Regions from separate parts of the Homo sapiens genome. Here all the other regions are linked to region 1. Evidence: read pairs that join two places in POLR2A ChIA-PET (ENCODE). Cell type or tissue: CD4-positive, alpha-beta T cell. All regions are shown on one strand. Region 1 has its middle 32 kb from the start of EPC1-AS1. Region 2 overlaps LOC101929431 (a long non-coding RNA gene). Region 3 has its middle 22 kb from the start of IATPR. Region 4 overlaps CCDC7 (coiled-coil domain containing 7). Region 5 holds the start of ITGB1-DT (ITGB1 divergent transcript).

The links. Peaks named below come from ENCODE experiments on the same cell type or tissue, not always from the same donor. Only the 100,000 strongest peaks of a DNase experiment are listed, where the experiment ranks them.
Region 2: POLR2A ChIA-PET joins it to region 1 with 17 read pairs; 23 of 35 experiments call an interaction of 5 or more read pairs at or near these places.
Region 3: POLR2A ChIA-PET joins it to region 1 with 12 read pairs; 4 of 35 experiments call an interaction of 5 or more read pairs at or near these places.
Region 4: POLR2A ChIA-PET joins it to region 1 with 30 read pairs; 23 of 35 experiments call an interaction of 5 or more read pairs at or near these places.
Region 5: POLR2A ChIA-PET joins it to region 1 with 10 read pairs; 6 of 35 experiments call an interaction of 5 or more read pairs at or near these places.

Annotation. Positions count from the first base shown.
Region 1 is chr10:32,377,173-32,381,172 of GRCh38, forward strand. It overlaps a transcript of EPC1 not described here. Among named protein-coding and RNA genes, the nearest start is that of EPC1-AS1, 32 kb to the left of the region's middle. RefSeq lists enhancers at 1,192-1,692, 1,693-2,193 and a silencer at 2,568-2,669. In CD4-positive, alpha-beta T cell, a CTCF peak has its summit at 604; DNase peaks (open chromatin) are centred at 579, 1,699, 2,319 and 2,599; H3K4me3 peaks cover 2,759 bases; H3K27ac peaks cover 2,438 bases.
Region 2 is chr10:32,435,247-32,439,246 of GRCh38, forward strand. LOC101929431 (a long non-coding RNA gene) reads right to left here. Exons shown (of 3, transcript NR_120660.1): 3 at 1-842. Among named protein-coding and RNA genes, the nearest start is that of CCDC7, 8.9 kb to the right of the region's middle. In CD4-positive, alpha-beta T cell, no CTCF peak of the experiment used is centred here; no DNase peak of the experiment used is centred here.
Region 3 is chr10:33,137,195-33,141,194 of GRCh38, forward strand. No RefSeq gene overlaps it. Among named protein-coding and RNA genes, the nearest start is that of IATPR, 22 kb to the left of the region's middle. In CD4-positive, alpha-beta T cell, no CTCF peak of the experiment used is centred here; DNase peaks (open chromatin) are centred at 1,074 and 2,077; H3K4me3 peaks cover 555 bases; H3K27ac peaks cover 2,786 bases.
Region 4 is chr10:32,457,798-32,461,797 of GRCh38, forward strand. The region is part of intron 4 of CCDC7 (coiled-coil domain containing 7); the gene reads left to right. Among named protein-coding and RNA genes, the nearest start is that of CCDC7, 14 kb to the left of the region's middle. In CD4-positive, alpha-beta T cell, no CTCF peak of the experiment used is centred here; a DNase peak (open chromatin) is centred at 1,724; H3K4me3 peaks cover 602 bases; H3K27ac peaks cover 895 bases.
Region 5 is chr10:32,978,842-32,982,841 of GRCh38, forward strand. It overlaps ITGB1-DT (ITGB1 divergent transcript), which reads left to right and starts at 3,710. Exons shown (of 3, transcript NR_184020.1): 1 at 3,710-3,844. RefSeq lists enhancers at 1,411-1,973, 1,732-1,781, 1,832-1,921, 1,974-2,536. In CD4-positive, alpha-beta T cell, no CTCF peak of the experiment used is centred here; DNase peaks (open chromatin) are centred at 1,810, 2,350 and 3,110; H3K4me3 peaks cover 1,252 bases; H3K27ac peaks cover 2,592 bases.

The DNA of each region.
Region 1 (4,000 bases):
TTTGTTATTTTTAAAACAAGACTATCTGTAATTCAGTTGAAGTATCATTTCAAAATGAAACAAACAATAATGTGGGAATTATTATATGACTACTTATTAGAAAAACCTCAGGAGAAACTTAGAATAGTTATTTAAGAAATCCCTAGGTTCAAAATGAAATTCAACTTTTACAATGTTGAAGGAACTAAAACTCAGACATTTGGTTAAATTGAAAATACACTAACACATATAATTTTGTAATATAAGGAAAATGCAAAATGTTACTAAAAGGATAAATCGACAGCTTATTACTGAATAATTCTGATATAGAGATGATAAATCAGATCAGATAAAACAACTGCAAACTGCATGCCTGTCCCTGATGTTCCCTCGGCTGGTTGTGACGACATGTCTGCTCTCACCATAGTTCACAGTTCACAGAAAACATTTAAATAACACAACTGAATACTTCCACTGACTAAAATGAACTTTCTTTAAGAAAATAAAGGGAGAAGAGAATAGATCAAATCTTGCCCCACCTCTTTTTTTTTCTTCCTTTTTTCTTTTAGTGAAACTGACATAAATTGTTGAGGAGCACTACAGCGCCACCAACACAGATCAATGCAAAACAAAAAAGATCTCCCACCGTGTGCAAAAAGAAAAAAAATTAGAAAAATGCCAAAAATTACAAAATGTCTCCCAAATGTACCGTATAGGAGAAAAACAAGATAGACCTGCAAAGATTATCTAATGAAGAGCTTCAAAGAAATAATATCATAGACTACAAGTTGAGATCTGATCAGCAAATAAAAGATCCACTATTTAGTAACAGCCATAACTTAATATAAACCCGGTTATGTCAACCTCCACCTTCATTATACCAAGGGCAGCTTTTCTGTAGTTTGTATCCAAGTAATCTATCAAGAGAACCACAATAGGTCCATTTAAAAAAAAACTATATCCATAGTTTGCCTGCTGATAATTGAGTCCTGGACAAATTAGGTAAGACATAATTTTTATAAAGAGGATATGCACATATTTGGCATTGCCAACATTACTGGCACAAAACAAGTCCATCTTGAAATATCTGAGTTCCTCTGTAGTTCACAGTAATTAAAGTATAATTTATATTATAAACATTTAGCTTTAACAATGAAAAAAAAAACTATTTTTTTTTCTTTTGGTAAAAATTAACCAGGCAAGATTAGGTAGAACGTGCAGAGATCAAAGCTAAAGAAAAATACAAAGATTGGTTTTGTTAGAAGAAACACAATGAAAATCCTTTTTAGCCGGTGGCTCTTTCAAAGACTGACATAAATGGTGAAAATTACAAACTTACCATTAGTGCAGGCAAAGAAGACGGCAGTTCTTGAAAAAAAATTGTAACAATATAGGCTGGATACTTGTGTCCCTAGAAACAACAGCCTCCAGGCAGCATATGGATCTTCCAACATCTTTAAAATGTTTGGTAAATAAAAAGTAATACTTTCTTCCATGATCGGTGGCCGAATGGGGTGGCTTCCCCCAGGATCTGTGGGCTTTTGGGGGAAATCGGAGAAATATCCACAGAAGATTAAAAGCAGAGGAGGCAGCACAGCCAGAAGACTCTGGGGTTAACAACTTTGCGATGGCAAGCAGGCGAGCGCTGATTGGCTGGGAGGGCAGTGTCCCTACAGTCTGCACTATCCCCCGCTGCCCCCGCCTCCTGCAGCTCGGAAAAAAATGCAGTGTGTGTGCCATTTTACACTGGGCTTTTAAAAGCACAGCCACCAAAATGACAAAAGTCTAAGCTCGCTATGAAGTGACACTGCAAGACAATAGCACCCACGGCTGCCTGTGAGCTCGGGGGAATGCCCCTTTTAACATCTGAAGGAACACTCTGGCTTCTTGGATGTGGGGTTTTTTTGTTTGTTTTTTGTTTTTGTTTTTTTTTTTTTAAAACAGCATTATCATGTTTTTCTTGAGCAGATTGTTGATCCTTTTCAACCACTCGATAGATCCTCTGCATGCAAACCTGGCCATGTAAAAACGATGTCCATCAAAATATTTTTTCGATTTGATCTCATGAAGGTACCTAGAGAAGCCAGTCATCCTGGAACAAAATTCATGACTCCTTTAGCTCCGAGATCTTTAATTCCTTGGGAAAAAAAATATAATTTCTTACTCACAGTAACTACGATGTGTGCAAAAAGTAAAATAAAATAATGAATTTAGCGGTTAAATGAAAACAATAGGCATATTCCCTCCCCCTCCCCCGCCCCCCTTAAAAACTGTTTCAAAAACCTTTACTGGCTGACAGAATTCTACCACTCTGCCTTACAAACAAAATGGCTGTGGTACTGAGTTTTTTAGGATCCTCCCACTGTGCCTCCTCCTGGCCTCCAGGAAGTGATAAAAATCCAAAATAAATACAGTACTGAAAGTACACCATTGAGTCTGAATTCGGGGGAAACCTTTGGTAAGAGGGTCTTAGAAATGTGCTGGTCATTATTAGTTTTTTAAAATTGTTTTGAAAAGAACATCAATCACTAGAGATTTACTTGACTGTAATTCGAACTTCCTGCTTTACATATTTATAAGGTCTTTCACCTATCTTGGCAGGCTTTCAAATTAAGTGGGCTGGGAAATTTGATGCTCGGTCTCTAGTTGTGAGCTGAGTCAGGTATTTGGTGGTTGCAACTGGGCTTTTAAATAAAGACAAAATCTAAGACTTTAAAAAAATGAACGTTAAACAGACGCAAGACTATGTTTGCTAATGTAAAGTCAGAAAAGTCGACAAAGATCGTAATGTGTCAAATACTGCATACATGTGTCAACATATTCAGTAAAAATTCTTTGCCCACTAAATTTTCTAACAAGCCAAGAAGAGAACAGGGTTTAAAGGAACTGGATTAAGAAAGGGGTGGGGAATTATCTACATTCTTCACAACCTCTTCCCCTCCCCACACACACCACACACATACACACACATGCACATATACACACACATACACATACATATACACACACACACGCACACACGCACACACACACACACACGTTGGTCTGGTATCCCTGCCTGGCACTTAATAGGTAACATTCTTAGAAAGATATAGCTAGGGTGACTATGAATTTATCATCTAACACAGGATACTTTGAGAGTGAAAAGGGCTAATTATAGGACAGCTGGAATAAACAGAGCCTGTCCATGATAAGCCAGGAGGTAGAACTCACTGTGTTTTTAGTGAGACCTCCTTGAACTTTCACTAGACAGGTTGCCTACCGCCATGGGGCCTGGGCCAATTTAGATAGCATTTGAGCTAGACCCCTCTCTGGGCCGCGTCTCCTGCGTTTGTTCTACTGCCAAGTGAAGTAGACAATCTGAGTGGACTTGGGGTCAGATATATTTAATGAACAGCCATGGTAAAGAAAATACCTAGATATGCACATCCATATGTGTATATACCTTCATATACTTTATTATCTGTAGATTAGGATGTTCTGTGCACTTCGTAAGATACACATACTTCTGATTACATGCTTTCCTATGGGATAATTTTCTTTGGAGTTTTTGAGACCATATTCATGATATACACAATTTGAGGGATTTTTGGTTTTTGTTTTGGGAAAGATAATATGTAGAATGAAATGTTTTGGTGGAGATTATCACAGAAATACATAAGATAAATAATTCTTTTGCTGTTTATTCAAACAGTTCTTAAGAACTTAGAATGTGCCAGGTATGATGCTTGGTGCTATATATATATTAGTGAACAAGTAGATAGTTTATTTCCTCCTTCATGGAGTTCATAATCTAGTGGAGAGACAGATAAATAGCAGGTGAACAAATACAGTTGATCCTTGAAGTATGTGGGGGTTAGGGGTGCCAATCCCCCATGCTGTCAAATATTCTGTGTAACTTTTAACTCTCCCAAAACTGAACTACTAATAACCTACTATTGACCTTACCAATAACATAAACAGTCAATTAACACACATTTTGTGTGTTGTATGTATTCTATATTGAATTTGTACAATAAAG
Region 2 (4,000 bases), 58 kb after region 1:
GAGTTTGAGACCAGCCTGGGCAACATAGTGAGATCTTGTCTCTATTAAAAATAAAAAAAAGAAAAATTCACCAGTCATGGTGGCATGTACCTGTAGTCCCACCTACTTGTGAGGATGAGGCAGTGGGGTCACTTGAGTCTGGGAGTTCAAGGCTGCAATTGTACTATAATCACACCACTGTACTCCAACCTGGGTGACAGAGCAAGACCCTGTCTCAAAAGAAAAAAAGAAAGTAAAAAAGAAAAAGAAAAGAAAAGCCTCTGTTTTATGTAATTGCCTTCATCAGTTCTTACCTAGATCTTTCAGATAACTTGCTGTAGCTTCTACATCAACACTTCCTTCTTGACCTGTTACGTTATAGCGATGGCTTTTTTCCTTAAACCTCATGAACCAAACTCTACTAGCTTCCAACTTTTCTTCTGCAGCTTTCTCACCTCTCTTAGTCTTCATAGAATTGAAGAGAGTTAGGGCCCTCTGGATTAGGCTTTTGCTTAAGGGAATGTTGTGGCTGGTTTGATCTTCTACCCAAACGACTCAAACTTTCTCTGTACCAGCAATAAGGCTGTTTTGCTTTCTTATCAATTGTGTTTACTAGAGTAGCACTTAATTTACTTCAATAATTTTTCCTTTGCTTTAACAACTTGGCCTTTTGGTGCAAGAGGACTTGCTTTCAGTCTGTTTCAGCTTCAAACATGCCTTCCTCAGTCAGCTTAATCATTTCTAGCTTTTGATTTAAAGCGAGAGGCACACGATTCTTTCTTCCACTTGCACAATTACAGACCATTGTAGGGTTATTAATTGGCCCTATTTCAATATTGTTGTGTCTCAGGGAATAGGAAGACCTGAAGGATAGAAGAGAAATGGAGTAATGGCCAGTTAGTGAAGCAGTCAGAACACAGAACATCGATCAATTAACTTCACTGTCTTACATGGGTGTGGTTTGCAGTGCCCCAAAACAATTACAATAGTAACATCAAAGACCAATGATCACAGGTCACCATAACAGATATAATAATAATGAACAAGACTGAAATATTGTAAGAGTTGCCAAAATGTGACACAGAGACATGAAGTGTGCACATGCTGTTGGGAAAATGGTGCTGATTAACTTGCTTGATGCAAGCTTGCCACAAACCCTCCACTTGTAAAAAAGTGCAGTATCTTCAAAGTGCAATAAAGCAAGTGCAATAAATGAGCTATGCCTGTATAAAACAAACACCCTAGAAAATGGCCTGGCAGCTTTTTACAAAAAGTCAAATATATACCTACTATACACCTGAGCAAATGAGTCCCAAGCATTCACCCACTGAATAATTTTAAGCAGAGTATGATCATGTGGAGATTTTTTGTATTTTTAATTAAAAAATTAACGTGCAGTAAAATGGACTTTTTGCTGTACAGTTATATGAATTTTAACACATGCATGAAATATAACCAACATGAATCTGGATACAGAACAGTGCCATAACCCCCCCAAACTTCCTCGTTCTATCCTTTTATAGTCACACTCTCTCCCACCTCCAATCCCTGGAAGATACTGATTAGTTCTTCATTACCACAGTTTTGTATTTTTGAGAACGTCATGTCAATGCAATCATATAGTATGTAACCTTTTGAGACTGGGTCCTTTCACTCAGTGTAATGCCTTTGAGTTTCATCCAAATTGTTCTGCATATCAAAAATTCATTCCTTTTTTTATTGCACAGTATTCCATTGTAATAATATACCATAGTTTACTTATTCATCTGTTGATGCACATTTTTAAAAATTTGAAAGCTGTCCAGTTTATCAATTTTCAGATGGTTAGTAATTTTTGTCTTGTCAAAAAAAAGTTGCCTATGCCGAGGTCATTAATATATTCACCTATGTTTTCTTTACACTTTTTGCTTTCATAGCTTTATGTTTTTTTGTTTTTATGGCTAGGTCTGTGTTGATTTGGGTCCTCCAGGATGCATATGCCAAATGGAGTTATAAGTGAAGGAGATTTATAATTGTGAAAGTTAAAGGAAAGAGAGTAGGAGTGGCAGAGAAAGCTTTCAGGCTGTGATACCAGTCTGATACCTGTGAAAAGAGTGGGGAAAAGAAAGAGGACTATATAAAAGAGCATCAAACTGTGGGGGTAGCTCTGGGAATGTATTAGAAAGCCCAGTGATCTCAAAAACAAATATTGTTCACAGAGGAGTCTCACACTGGCCAGAAACAGCAAATCTTTACATCATTGCATGCTCAGTCATCAGCTGGAGGATGCCCAGGAGGCAAGTGGCCTCAGCTCAAAAGTTATTAATAAGACAAATCCTGAAGACATCCATAGCTGGTTTTCACTAGTCTACATTCTTTGCTGCAGGTTCCTTCTTGAAGAGAGTTGTAAGTGGCATGTTTTCGTGTCTGCTACAGTCCCCTCTTTGCTTTACATGTATTTGTCCTTACACATTTGGAGTGCAGCTCCTCTATAGCTTTTGTCGACTTCAGGCCAGGTTTGCTGTACTTGCTTATTCACAGTCACATTGGGCAAGGAAGTACCAAGAGGCACTCAAGTGGATCACCTGAATTTCACACATATTCCTCTCCACCACCATTGTCTAACATTATCTCTACCTCATCCTGCTCGTCAGTGTCATCTAGACTACCAAGACTGTGACTCCTTCTCACAGCCTTGTGGTTCCTGGAAACGAAAAGTTCAGAGTGCCCATGTGGCAGCTGTAGCTTGTAGTTCAGTAGGAGGCTTGTTATGCCTCTTTTGGGAACCAAAATGTCTAAGTTTTTGAGGTCCAGGATTGCAGGAAGAGATGTACAAATCTCCTTAGTGGTTATTGGGAGTGATGCTAGCTAAATATTTCCTGCTTTCATCCTTTGGTTTCCAGATCCGTGTATTTCACTGGCTCTTCCAGGATGGAAGGGACTCAACATAATCAACCTGCCATCAAATGGACAAGTGGTCTCTTGAAGGAATAGTGTCATACAAGAATACTGGTTTCTGCTGCTGCCATGGAGGACATTCAGAGGCAACAGTAGCTAGACTGACCTTGGTGAGAGGGAGTCCATGCTTTTGGTCTCAGGTGTAGCCTCTATCTCTGTTACTATGACCACTTCTTTCATGTGGCTATGTGGTCTGGGGTGGCTGAAGACAAAGGTTGGCTAACATTAGCAGGCTGAATTATTTTGTCCATAAAGTTGTTCTGTGCTTCTTCTGTGGTGGATGCCATCTGATAGGAAATTACATATGATATGAAAAATTTCATATGTTTAGCCATAGGCACCACATGCCTCTACCTAAGATCTCCTTGTCTCTGACCTTTCAGTCCATTTCCTTCTAAGCCCTTGATTAGCAGGACAAGCCACTTGCCACCACCCATGAGTCCATATATAGTCCATATATGTCTCACCTTGAGCCACTTCTTTCACACAAAGTGAGTGAGCAGAGACATTGCTCACAGCTTCTCAGGAACAATTTCCCTCAACACTTGTTCAAGACTGTCCCCCATTGTGTCTATAATGCAGCCACCATCTATTTTTGCCTTGCGCTGTTATACCTAGACAGCCTATCTGGAAACTAACCTCTTAATTTTCCCCTTTCTTCAACTAGTAGTACAGGACTCCCATAAAGCCATAGATGTGAGCTGAGGGGAGGGGCCCTGGCGCAACTGTGGTGGGTGACATGGAGGTACAGGCTACCTCCTCATGTAGATTATGCCTACCTTCTACTCCTGTTCAGGTTTAATCCCAGATGCACTTTTTACATCTTATGATGAACTGATGCTTCGTTCACTCATCTTTATAACTTGATAGATCTGACAGAACCAAGTTCATAATGGGCACTTTTTTTTTTTTTTTGAGACAGAGTCTTGCTCTGTTGCCCAGGCTGGAGTGCAGTGGTGCTGTCTTGGCTCACTGCAAGCTCCGCCTCCCAGGTTCACGCCATTCTCCTGCATCAGCCTCCCAAGTAGCTGGGACTAAAGGCGTGTGCCACCACGCCTGGCTAATTTTTTCGTATTTTTAGTAG
Region 3 (4,000 bases), 760 kb after region 1:
TTTGTTTCCCAGGATTAGTTGGGCTCACGTACATGCTACCATATTGACTCGGGTTCTCTAGGGTACTGGACCAGAATGTTTGTTCCCTCAAAACTTGAGGTCCTAGGGCCATCTAGGAGGAGCGGTGCAAGAGGCTTTGGGATCGATTGCCAGGCTGTGGGCCCCTGGGGGTGAGGGGCCTGAACAAAACGTGAAATACGGCTCCACTTTCTGCATCAGCAGAGGGGAGGCTGGGCGTGCCTGTGCCCCCAGAAGTGAACCCTTATGTCCAGAGCAGTGAGGAATGTTGAAGTCAGGAATTCCCCCTTCCTTCCCTCAAGCCAGGTCCTCAGAAGCCCGGATGAAACTCCTTGATAGGAGATGTTTTGAAGGAACCTGGGTAAAGTGCTTCTGTGGACTGCAAGATCTAACAAGTCTCAGAGTCAGACAGTCTGAGGAGTAGACCCATAGATGCCGAGTGCATACTTTCTCTGGGCGACACTTTGCATTTACGGAACAGGTGCTGGGAGCCAGGAGGTGAGAACTCCCAGAGACTCAGTCCCTGCCCTCAAGGAATTCCCAGTCTAATCAGGGACATGAGCTTGTAAACCTGGCTCCTCCCCGACCCGGCCCTCAGCCCAACCCTGAGTCATCCTGATGCTCACTCAGGATTGGAGGTCCTGGAAGTCCACAGTATGGGTGGGAGAAGAGGAGGAGCCGCTCACTCATGCAGAGGGAAGGAGAGAAGAGTGAAGTAATGAATGCATGCATTCATTCAGCAGCTGTTTAGGAGAGCCTTTCCCGTGTCCATCACTCTCCTGGGTGCTGCGACTATGGTAGAGAACAACACAAATTTAAATAAAAAGTCCCTGTTATGATGGAGGTGATGGGACTTGATCTCTTTGCATAGCATCCAGATTATTGGAGAAGTGAGGGAGGAAAAGGATATTCTAATCTCATTGTGAAATTGAGGAAACCAAAGCCTTTCTACTTACAAAGTGGCAGCCCCAAGATGCAAACACAAGTCTCTCAATTCCGCTATGTGCTGGTGCCCACACACATAGGGACCCTCCCCTTAGCTAGGTTGCTATGAGAGAGGCCACAGAGCCCTAGCAAGGAAATTGCACAAAGGCCAGCACCAAAGGTTGTTGTGATCATAAATTTGGTCCTTCCAGTAGTTTCTGGGGAGACAAGGGTCACAAATGCATCTATCTTTTGGTCAGCCGTTTTAGTATCAGCTTCCAGGTCTATTGGATAGAGATATTCATCTACACGAATAAATAACTCCTTGAAATAATTCAAGGCTTTTCAGAAACCACAATCAAATTTGTAAAATAAGGCAAAGCAAAGCAAAACACAACAAAACACTTACGTAACCATTGTTTGTGATGCAAAGCTGTAATTAAGAACCAGAATTTAACAAATATACATGAAAAAAAGCATAGAGTTGATCAGCATATTATTTTCAGGGCAAATCATAATAGTAAACTTGCATATTTCAGGGAATTTTTGTTTATACATTTTCCCCAGACCAAGCCTGAAATTCCTGTATTAAAAAAAATCACCGCCAGGCGTGGTGGCTCACACCTGTAATCCCGGCACTTTGGGAGGCCGAGATGGGCAAATCATCTGAGGTTGGGAGTTCGAGACCAGCCTGACCAACCTGGAGAAACCCAGTCTCTAGTAAAAATACAAAATTAGCTGGGCATGGTGGCGCATGCCTGTAATCCCAGCTATTCAGGACACTGAGTCAGGAGAATTGCTTGAACCCGTGAGGCAGAGGTTGCGATGAGCTGAGATGGCGCCATTGTACTCCAGCCTGGGCAACAAGAGCGAAACTCTGTTTCAAAAAAAAAAAATCACCCTATCAGTTAACTAGAGGAATAAAGCATAACATAAATGGGTACTTTTCCAGCAATTTCATTTTTTTTTAGATTTAATATTAGTTACAGGAAAGAATACACTGTCAAGGAAATCCATCAACAGCTTGGTTTTCAGAGGGAAACTCAGATACACACTTATCTATCCAAGGTTACCAGGTACCCATGGTTACTTCAGTTCAAAAAGAAACAAAACAAACCCCAAGTGCTTGAAGTGGTAACAACGGTTAGTTTTATTTCACAGCTGGTAACGTAGGTAGAAGGCACAAAAACAAGGCTGTGCAGGGGGCGGTTACTTCCTTTTCAGTGGATGGGCAAGTCATGGACTTTCGCAGTCTGAAAGCTGCTGCCGCCCCCCCCAGAGCTTGACCTCCACTCCAACGCAGCATCCCAGGGTCACAACCTGGAACTTGTCATCATCTACACCGTGTTTTGGAGCCCACATCTTAAACTCCCTGTCCCTTCAGCTCTTCCTCCTCTTCTTGGCAATATTCTCTCCAGCACCTTCAGCACAAGCCCCCGTCTCCAGCTTCGTCATGCCCCCCTCATGCATCATCTCCCCTCCATCCGTGCTCGGTGAAGCCGTTCTCCATCCACCTCTTCTGCCTCTCTCATTTTACTCCACTGCTGTTCCTTGCCTTTAGTTACCCTTTCCTGTCTTAGTCCATTTTCTGTTGCTTGTAACAGAATACCTGAAACTGGGTAATATGTAAAGAAAGGAAAAGTATTTTTTACACTTAGGGAGTCTGAGAAGTCCAAGATTGATGGGTCATAGCTGGTGGGGACTGAGGTGGCACAGGGTGTCACATGGTGAGAGTCTGAGTGTCCTGACTCAGGTCTCTTTTCCTTTTTTTTTGTTTTTTTAGATGGAGTCTCGCTCTATCGCCAGGCTGGAGTGCAGTGGTGCAATCTCGGCTCACTGCAACCTCCGCCTCCTGGGTTCAAGAGATTCCCCTGCCTCAGCCTCCCAAGTAGCTGGGACTATAGGCGCCCGCCACCATGCCTGGCTAATTTTTTTTTCCATTTTAGTAGAGAAGGGGTTTCACCATGTTGGCCAGGAAGATCTCGATCTCCTGACCTCATGATCTGCCCACCTCAGCCTCCCAAAGTGCTGGGATTACAGGTGTGAGCCACTGCCCCCGGCCTTTTCCTCTTCTTGTAAAGCCAGCAGCTCCATTCCAATGATAATTTACTAATCTGTCAACCTATTAATCCATGAATGGATTAATCCACTGATGAGGGCAGAGTCCTCATGACCCAGTTACCTCTTAAAGGCCCCTCCTCTCAACTCTGCCACATTGGGGATCAAATTTCAACATGGGGTTCAGACAGGACAGACATTCGAATCATAGCACTTCTCTTCCTTTACTTCTCCACCAATCGTGAAGATATACGGAGAGATCAAGACCCATCATCTCCACAGGAATGGGGATTTTAAAATCTGTTTTGCTCACTGCCATAGTCCCAGCACCCAGGAGGCATTCCAGGCTCTCAATAAGCATCTGTGGGAACGGTGGCTCACGCTTGTAATCCCAGCACTTTGGGAGACTGAGGTGGGTGGATCACCTGTGGTTGGGTGTTTGAGACCAGCCTGGCCAATATGGTGAAACCTCGTCTCTACTAAAAATACAAAAATTAGCCAGGTGTGGTGGTGCGTGCCTATAATCCCAGCTATTTGGGAGGCTAAGGCAGGAGAATCCCTTGAACCAGGGAGGCGGAGATTGCAGTGAGCCGAGATTGCACCACTGCACTCTAGCCTGGCCTGGACTCTGTCTCAAACAAAACAAAACAAAAGTGTGGAATGAAGGCATACATTCATTACTTCCCTCCCTGGGTTCTCGCCACTCTTCTCTTCTTCCCTCTGTACGGTGAGCTGCTTCTTCTGGTTCTCTTATCCCATTCTGTGTGTCTACAGGAGTCCCCAGCCTGGAGCCCACATCAGGACCATCTGCAGTGTCTAAATAAGTGTGCCCTGAGGTCCAGCCCCAGAGGTTCTCACTCAGATCTGGGCTGAGGGCCAGGTATAGGAGATGCCAGGTTTACAAGCTCGTGTCCCTGATTGGACTGGGAATTCCTTGAAGACAGGGACTGTGCCTATGGGAGGTCTCACCTCCTGGCTCTCAGCACCTATTCCAGAAATG
Region 4 (4,000 bases), 81 kb after region 1:
TTTTCATATACTTTTTAGCCATTTGTGTATCTTTCTTTTGAGAAATATTCAAGCCATTTACCTATTTTAAAATCAGTTTTTTTTTGCCATTGAGTTGTCTGAGTTCCTTATATATTTTGAATATTAATCACTTGTTAGATGAATTTTTTTTTGCAAATATCTTTTTTCATTCTGAAGATTGTCTTTTCACTCTGTTGGTTGTTTCCTTTGCTGTGCAGAAGCTTTTTAGTTTGATATAATACCACTTGTCTGTTTTTGCTTGTGTTGCCTATGCTTTTGAGGTCCTATGCATAAAATATTTTCTCAGACCAATGTCCTGAAGCATTTCCTCTATGTTTCCTTCCAGTAGTTTCATAGTTTTGGGTTTTACATTAAAGGCTTTAAGCTGTTTTTGAGCTGATTTTTGCATATGGTGAGATTTTGGGGTCTAGTTTCATTCTTCTGCCTATGGATATCCAGTTTTCCCAGCACCATTTATTGAAAAGACTGTCTTTTTCCCAATGTTCTTGGTGCTTTTGTTGAAAATTTGTTGGCTATAAATAAGTGGATTTATTTTTTGGGTTCTCTATTGGGTTCCATTGGTCTGTGTGTCTGTTTTTGTGCCAGTACCATGCTGTTGTGGCTACTATAGCTTTGAAGAGTATGTTGTGTGTGTGTTTGCATGTGTGTGTGTGTGTGTGTGTGCTTTTTTTTTTTTTTTTAAAGAGACAAGGTCTCACTTTGTTGGCCAGGCTGGAGTGCAGTGGCACAATCATAGCTCACTGCAGCCTCGAACTCCTGGGCTTGAGGGATCCTCTTGCCTCAGCTTCCCAAGCTGCTGGGATTACAGGCATGAACCATGATGCCTGGCTAACTTTGTAGTATATTTTGAAGTCAGATAGTGTGTTGCCTCCAGCTTTCTTCTTTTTGCTTAGGATTGCTTTGGCTACTTAGGGTCTTTTGTGGTTCCACATGAATTTTTAGGATTTGTTTTCTATTTCTGTAAAGAATGTCATGGTATTAATAATTAATATTGTTAAAATGACCATACTACTCAAAGCTATCTGCAGATTCAGTGAAATCCCTGTCAAAATGATACTGGGCTTAAGCCCAGTATTAATATTAATTCTTCTAATCCACAAACATAGGATGTCTTTTGTTTTTTTGTGTGTGTCTTCTTTAATTTCTTTCATCAGTATTTTATAATTTTCATTGTAGAGACCTTTCACCTCCTTGGTTAAATTTATTTCTAGGTATCTTATATATTATTTTGTAGCTATTATAAATGGGATTGGTCTCTTGATTTCTTTTTTTCAGCTAGTATATAAACATGCCACTGATTTTTATATGTTGATTTTATATTTTGCAGCTTTACTGAATTTATTCATTAATTCTAAGAAGTTTTTGGGTGGAGTCTTCTATGTATATGATATGTATATAATCATGTTGTCTGCAAACAGGGACACTTTTGAGGCCCTCCACTTAGTTGCTTTTCTTCCCTAGGAGAGTTCTGAGTTAGGTGAAACTAACTCAGTTTAGTGTGAACCTCTAGAGAGCTCAAAAGTGGGAACCTCTAGAGAGCTCAAAAGTGGGAACCTCTAGAGAGCTCAAAACAGTAACACAATTTCTTGGGAATATGTCTGCTATGCTCTCTCCAGAACCACTCAAAATGAGGGTTGCTGTTTTTAAGACTGCTACTGTGCTCAAGGAAGGGGTGGGGCAAGACCGAGTTAAAATACCACACAGTTCTCTTGTGGTGTTCAAGCCACATTTTATTGATGTGGCATTGCTTGGTTGCTTTAAATCTTTAACTGTTTTTCAGAGTTCTAACAAAATTGGAGCATAAGCCTTTGGACTTCCCTGCTGCACATTTTTTTTTTTTTTTTTTTTTTTTTTTGCTGTTAGCACTCTTCAAATACCCTAATAGTTTTTTTCCTTGATACAAATTTACAATTGACTTTGAATTTTATATGTATAGCATTTCAGTAGACCAAGAATAACCAAGTGAGTCCTGAAGAAAATGAACAAGGCCAAAGGACCTACCCTAACAGATATCAAGATTCATTATGCAGCTATATCAATTATGATTATGTGCTTTTGGTGCAAGCCTGGATGAACTGATGAAATTGAACAAAGTCTCAGATATTGACCCTTTTATATATGGAAAATTTTGTTGATGACAGAGCCAGCAGTATAATAAATGGCTTTGGGACAACTGGTTATTTATAAAGGAAAAAACTAATTTGATATATGATCAAATATGATACTGATGATGTAAGTATATGACCTGGAGCAAGAAACAATCACAAAACAAATACAAATCATAAAAGGCAATATTGATAAATTCACCTATATTAAATTTATAAGCTCTGTATATAAATAATTCATAAAGAGAGGGGCAAGAGAAATTTCAAACAGGGGCAAAATTTGGATCATGTATACCTGACGTATATGTGTATTTAATCACATGAAGGATTATCTAGATTATATAGATAATGTCTACTTATCAGTAAGTAAATGATTAAACAAATCATTACAAAATAAAAAGGCATTTCACAGTGGATCAGTTTTTATTTTTCACTCATTTTTATCAACAATGATCTAGATTTAGCAGTATCAGTAATTGATGCTGTGGGTTTCCTCAGTAATTGAGAAAGGCACTGTTCTCGTTAAACTAGGAGTGGTTTAAATTATTGTAGAACTATGGCTACAATGAGTGGTTGAATTGATATACGCTAAAGTTTCCCATCAGGTTCCAGTGCAGGAAGGGAAGTTTTGAGAACCCCGGAATCTTTCTTGACAGTGGAAAGAATTAGTTATTCCTAGGTATAATGTGCTTTAGTGGACATTATTTCTAAACACTTACGTAGCTGAAAATATTTTTCTTCTGACACAGACATTAATTTGCTTTGGTATATTTTCTGAAGGATCTCAGCACTTTTTGCGTAGATTTATGCTTTCTTATTTAGCTTAGTGATTCTCAGACTTTAGCATGCAAAGCAATCACCTGCAGGTCTAGTTACAACACAAATTGTTAGTCCCACTTCTAGAATTTCTGATTTAGTAGGGTAGCGTGGGGCCTGAGAATTTTCAGTACTAATAAGTATGCTTGTAGGTGGTGCTGATGCTGTTGCTGTGGCTCCTTACTTTTTGAACCACAGATCTAGAGTTAGTGTTGCGGAAGATAAATTTAATTTATCTAGTTTAATTTTTGTTCAATCTTATGTTACTCCCTGAATGCACGTAGTAACATTTTACTTTAATAATGTAATTGAAAACTTTTACCCAATTTGATAGGGTGGGGTTTTTGTTTTTGTAGCAAATGTAATCACTTTAACATTAGATATTTAAATGGTAAATACTGATATTTTGAACTGTGTATGGATGCTCCTCAACTTATGAGGGAGTTACATACTGATAAACCCATCATAAGTTGAATTTTTCATATGGTGAAAGTGCATTTAATACACCTGACCTACCAAACATTGTAACTTAGCCTACCCTACCTTAAATGTGCTGAGAACACTGGACATTAGCCTGCAGTTGGGCAAAATCATCTAACACAAAACCTATTTTATAAGGAAGTGTTGAATAGCTCATGAAACTTATTGAATACTGTACTGAAAGTGAAAAACAGAATGGTTGTAGGTGTATGTGGAGTTCAGTTTCTATTGGTTTTTGTATATTTAGTCAGTTTCTCTTGTAATTTCTCAAACAAGTAATTTGCATTTTTCATTAAAAATATTAAGTAGTATTATATTTTATATCTTGATTTTCTAGACCGTTTAGCAGGAACAGAGTTGTATTGAGAAGATAGTGTTGGGAAGGTGATGCTTTTTGTTATTGTACTTGCTGCTGTATGAAAAAAATATAATGCTCCTCTGAAAGGAATTTAAATTTTATTCCTTACATATATGTGTGTGTGTGTGTGTGTATATATATATATATATATATGTATATATATATATATATATACATATATATATATGCACATATGTACATTTTTTTTTTTAAGATGGAG
Region 5 (4,000 bases), 600 kb after region 1:
GTTCTAGATCCTTGAGGAATCACCACACTGTCTTCCACAATGGTTGAACTAGTTTACACTCCCACCAACAATATAAAAGCGTTCCTATTTCTCCACATCCTCTCCAGCATCTGTTGTTTCCTGACTTTTTAATGATCACCATTCTAACTGGTGTGAGATGATATCTCATTGTGGTTTTGAGTTTCAACATCTTTTTGACTGTCATTATCATGGTTAACATTAATTGGGAGCTAAGACCCAAAAATTGTCCATGTGCTTCAAATGAATTATCCTATAATCCCCAGGATAACCGAGTGAGGCAGTGATGATTTGGCTTTGTAGCATCGGAGCCAGGATGCAAATCGAGTGTGCTGGACACCAAGCCCTTAACCACTAGGTTATAATTTTCCCATCTGTAATCCATGATAGAGTCACAAGAAGGTTTGGCAAGGCACTAGAATTTATTCATTAATACCAGATGCTGGGTTTGAATTTCATTCTAGAGCTGTGTGATCTTGGACCTGTTACTTAACCTCTCTGTGTTTCAGTTATCACTGTAAAATGGGCAGAACAAGACCAGCCTCAAAGGTTTATGGCAAGAATTTAATTTTTAAAAATGCATATTTGCACAGTGCTTGGCACATAGATAGTACTCCATAAATGGTAGCTACTGGTAATATTAAAATAATAAATCAGTAGTTTTTAGATTAACTCCAGAGTAAAAAAAAAGTGGCATTTGATAGTTTGTGGATTTTGATCCTCAATCATAGATTTTACTAAACTTTGCTTTTCACATTAATGTGTGGCTTTAAGGGGTTCTTTTATATTATGGAAGAGTGAAATTAACTTAATTCTTCCTATTTGCTATGATGCCACACTATTTCAAATATTCCCACTTAATTAAATTGCTGCTCCTTTAAATATTAAAATATGAAGACTTCAATAAACATTTGGAAGGTCTTAATTCGGGGAAAGGAAACCATCATTTATGTGCGTTTCATTAATTATCAAGATTACCAAGATTTATGATTTGCATTTTAAGAATGTAAGTTCCAGGCCAGGCGCGGTGGCTCACGCCTATAATCTCAGCACTTTGGGAGGCAGAGGTGGGCGGATCACTTGGGGCCAGGAGTTCGAGACCAGCTTGGCCAATATGCTGAAACCCCATTTCTACTAAAAATACAAAAATTACCCGGTCGTGGTAGCACACGCCTGTAATCGCAGCTACTAGGGAGGCTGAGGTAGGAGAATTGCTTGAACCCGGGAGGTGGAGGTTGCAGTGAGCCGAGATCGTGCCAGTGCACTCCAGCCTGGGTGACACAGCAAGACTCCGTCTCAAAAAAAAAAAAAATTAAAAAAGAATATAAGTTTCAGAAAGCAAGAATATTTGCTTGTTTTGTTCCACAATGCCTAAAACGGTGTCTAGTGCTTAGTAGGTAGTCAATGTATCTGTTGAATAAATGCATCTTATTGGATAACTCAGTCAGAGCAATGCATTCTTCTTTGAATTGGATTTAAGTTTGCCTTTTTAAAAATGTATCTTTTTTAGAAAATTAACGTTTGCTCTTTCTCTGCTAAGAAAAATCAGCTTTACTACACTGGAGGTGGGACCGAGGGAAGGAAACAAAGGCATTCTGTATTCACCTGCATGAAGCAGAAAAGCCAGCCCGAAGCTACTGGCTGAGCTTCTGCCCTAGGTGCGTCTCCTGCGTGCAGCGTTGCTGCAAGGCCTGGCAGCTTCTAGGAGCCTACACCTCTGTCATCGCCTTCGGGGAGGGATAGGGCTAGGAGCTCTGTGCGGAACCGCGTCCAGCCGCCGACTCACTGACACATCACAATGAGTCACGTGCTCTGTGCACCGGGCGGATTTGTCAGATCCGCTGCTGCATCACGGCTCGGCAGGGCTCTCTGGGTTCTCAGTGCCCTCCTAGGTCTGCAATGCAGTGCGGGAGAGGAGGAATATGGGCTTGTGGGGGCAGGGGCAGCGCCCGGACTCCTCCCGGGGCAGGACTCCCAGAAACGCAGGAAGCGATGACGCTGCTCAGATAAACCCTGGCGCTCTGCGCTGGCGTCCTGGTCAGGAGCTCCTCTGCCACGGACGCGCCTGCCGTTTCTGCCTTCGTTATCTATTTACTGACCTCTCATCTCCCCAGAAGATGTTCTCAGTTCTCAGCAGTCAGTGCTTCTCCTCCAGCTTCACTGACCTTTCTATGGGGGTAATAAACTAAAGAAAGAAGTCGATGTTTGAGTAGATAAAATGTGTTATGCCAGTGCCCTGGGAATCCGATACAGCTGGCCCAGGAGGGGCCTGGGGTTCTGCTTTGTTTTGTCTTCAGATAGTGTCTAGCTCTCTTGTCAGGCTGGAGTGCAGTGGCGAGCCTAGCTCACTGCAGCCTCTACCTCCCCGGCTCTAGTGATCTTCCTGCCTCAGCCTCCCGATTAGCTGCAACTACAGGTGCCTGCCACTGCGCCCGGAAATATTTCTTACAGGGGTCTTGCTGTGTTGCCCAGGCTGGTCTCAAACTCTTGGACTCCGGGGATCCTCCCACATCGGCCTACAGAGTAGCTGGGATTACAGATGTGCCACCGTGCCCAGCTATGTCTATTCTTGAAGGCTGTCCATGTCATTTCCATGGGCAGCCAGGTTTCCCTGTCACCAGACTAGATGATTTCCAAGAGCCCTTCCCACTCTAAAATTCTATGAACAATGATATTTTTTTCCCAACCTAGTCCCTTTGAGCCAAGAAAGGAACTCATTTATTGTATTAATTTAGACAAACCTACAAAGGTAGAAAGATTCTTATAATTTTATTTCCTTAAAAATGAAATGTTTATATGCTTGTTTTTAAAGCAGGGTCACCTGGGAAAGTACAGAGCTGTTTACACTTAAATTCCCATTTGTAAGGGGGATATTCTATCCCTCAACTTCCAAAGTGAACAAAGTCCTAATTCGGAGCCCATTGCTCTGCGGCCTCTCATGCCCTGGTAGGGCCAGGACCCCAGGGAATAGGATCTGGCCGCTGGGTCAGCAATGTTTGAAGGCTCCCATTTTATTTGCAGCCACAGCCAGCCAAGTTCACTGTGAGCAGCACTTCCTGCCTTGTTTGTGAGCTGCAGGCTGCATCAGGAAATAAAGTTTGTAAAATTACATTCTCTGGCTAAGCCTAGCCCTTTGTTGAAATAGCCACATTATCTATGACGACAGTGACAAGGCCAAAGGTGAGAAAATCTACATGAATTATTCTCTCAAAAGGATTCAGATAAGGGCAGAAAAGACCAGATGTTTCCTTTCTAAGTGACAAAGGGCTTGAGAATAAAAGGTAGGAAGAACAACTTGAAAGATTCACTTGGGCTTCTTTCTCACTACCTAAGAATATTACTAAGTTCCCTAAAAGCATTGCACCCCTGGATTCTAGTCTGTTTTATTTTTTTGAGATAGGGTCTTGCTCTGTCTCCTAGGCTGGAGTGCAGTGGCATGATCACAGCACACTGCTGCCTCGAACTCCTAGGTTCAAGTGATCCTCTCACCTTGGCCTCCCAAAATTCTGGGGGTACAAGCATGAGTCACCGTGCCTGGCCATCCCTGGATTCTAGATCTGGGCCTGGCACATAATAGATATTCAGTAAATATTAAACAGATGTATGAATCAGACAGTCCTGGTCGTCTACGTATCTTTATCTACTGAGAGTTTTGTGGGTTTTTTTGTTTATTTTTTTGAGACAGAATCTCACTCTGTAGTCACCCAGGCTGGAATGCAGTGGTGCGATCTTGGCTCACTGCAACCTCCACCTCCCAGATGCAAGCGATTCTTGTGCCTCAGCCTCCCGAGTAGCTGGGATTAAAGGCATGCGCCACCACGCCCAGGTAATTTTTGTATTTTTATTACAGACAGGGTTTTGCCATGTTGGTCAGACTGGTCTCGAACTCCTGGCCTTAAGTGATCTGCCTACTGAGAGCTAATTCAAGAAAAACTACTAAATTATAAGCTCCTGAAGGCAGAGATTGGGTCCTTATAGGACC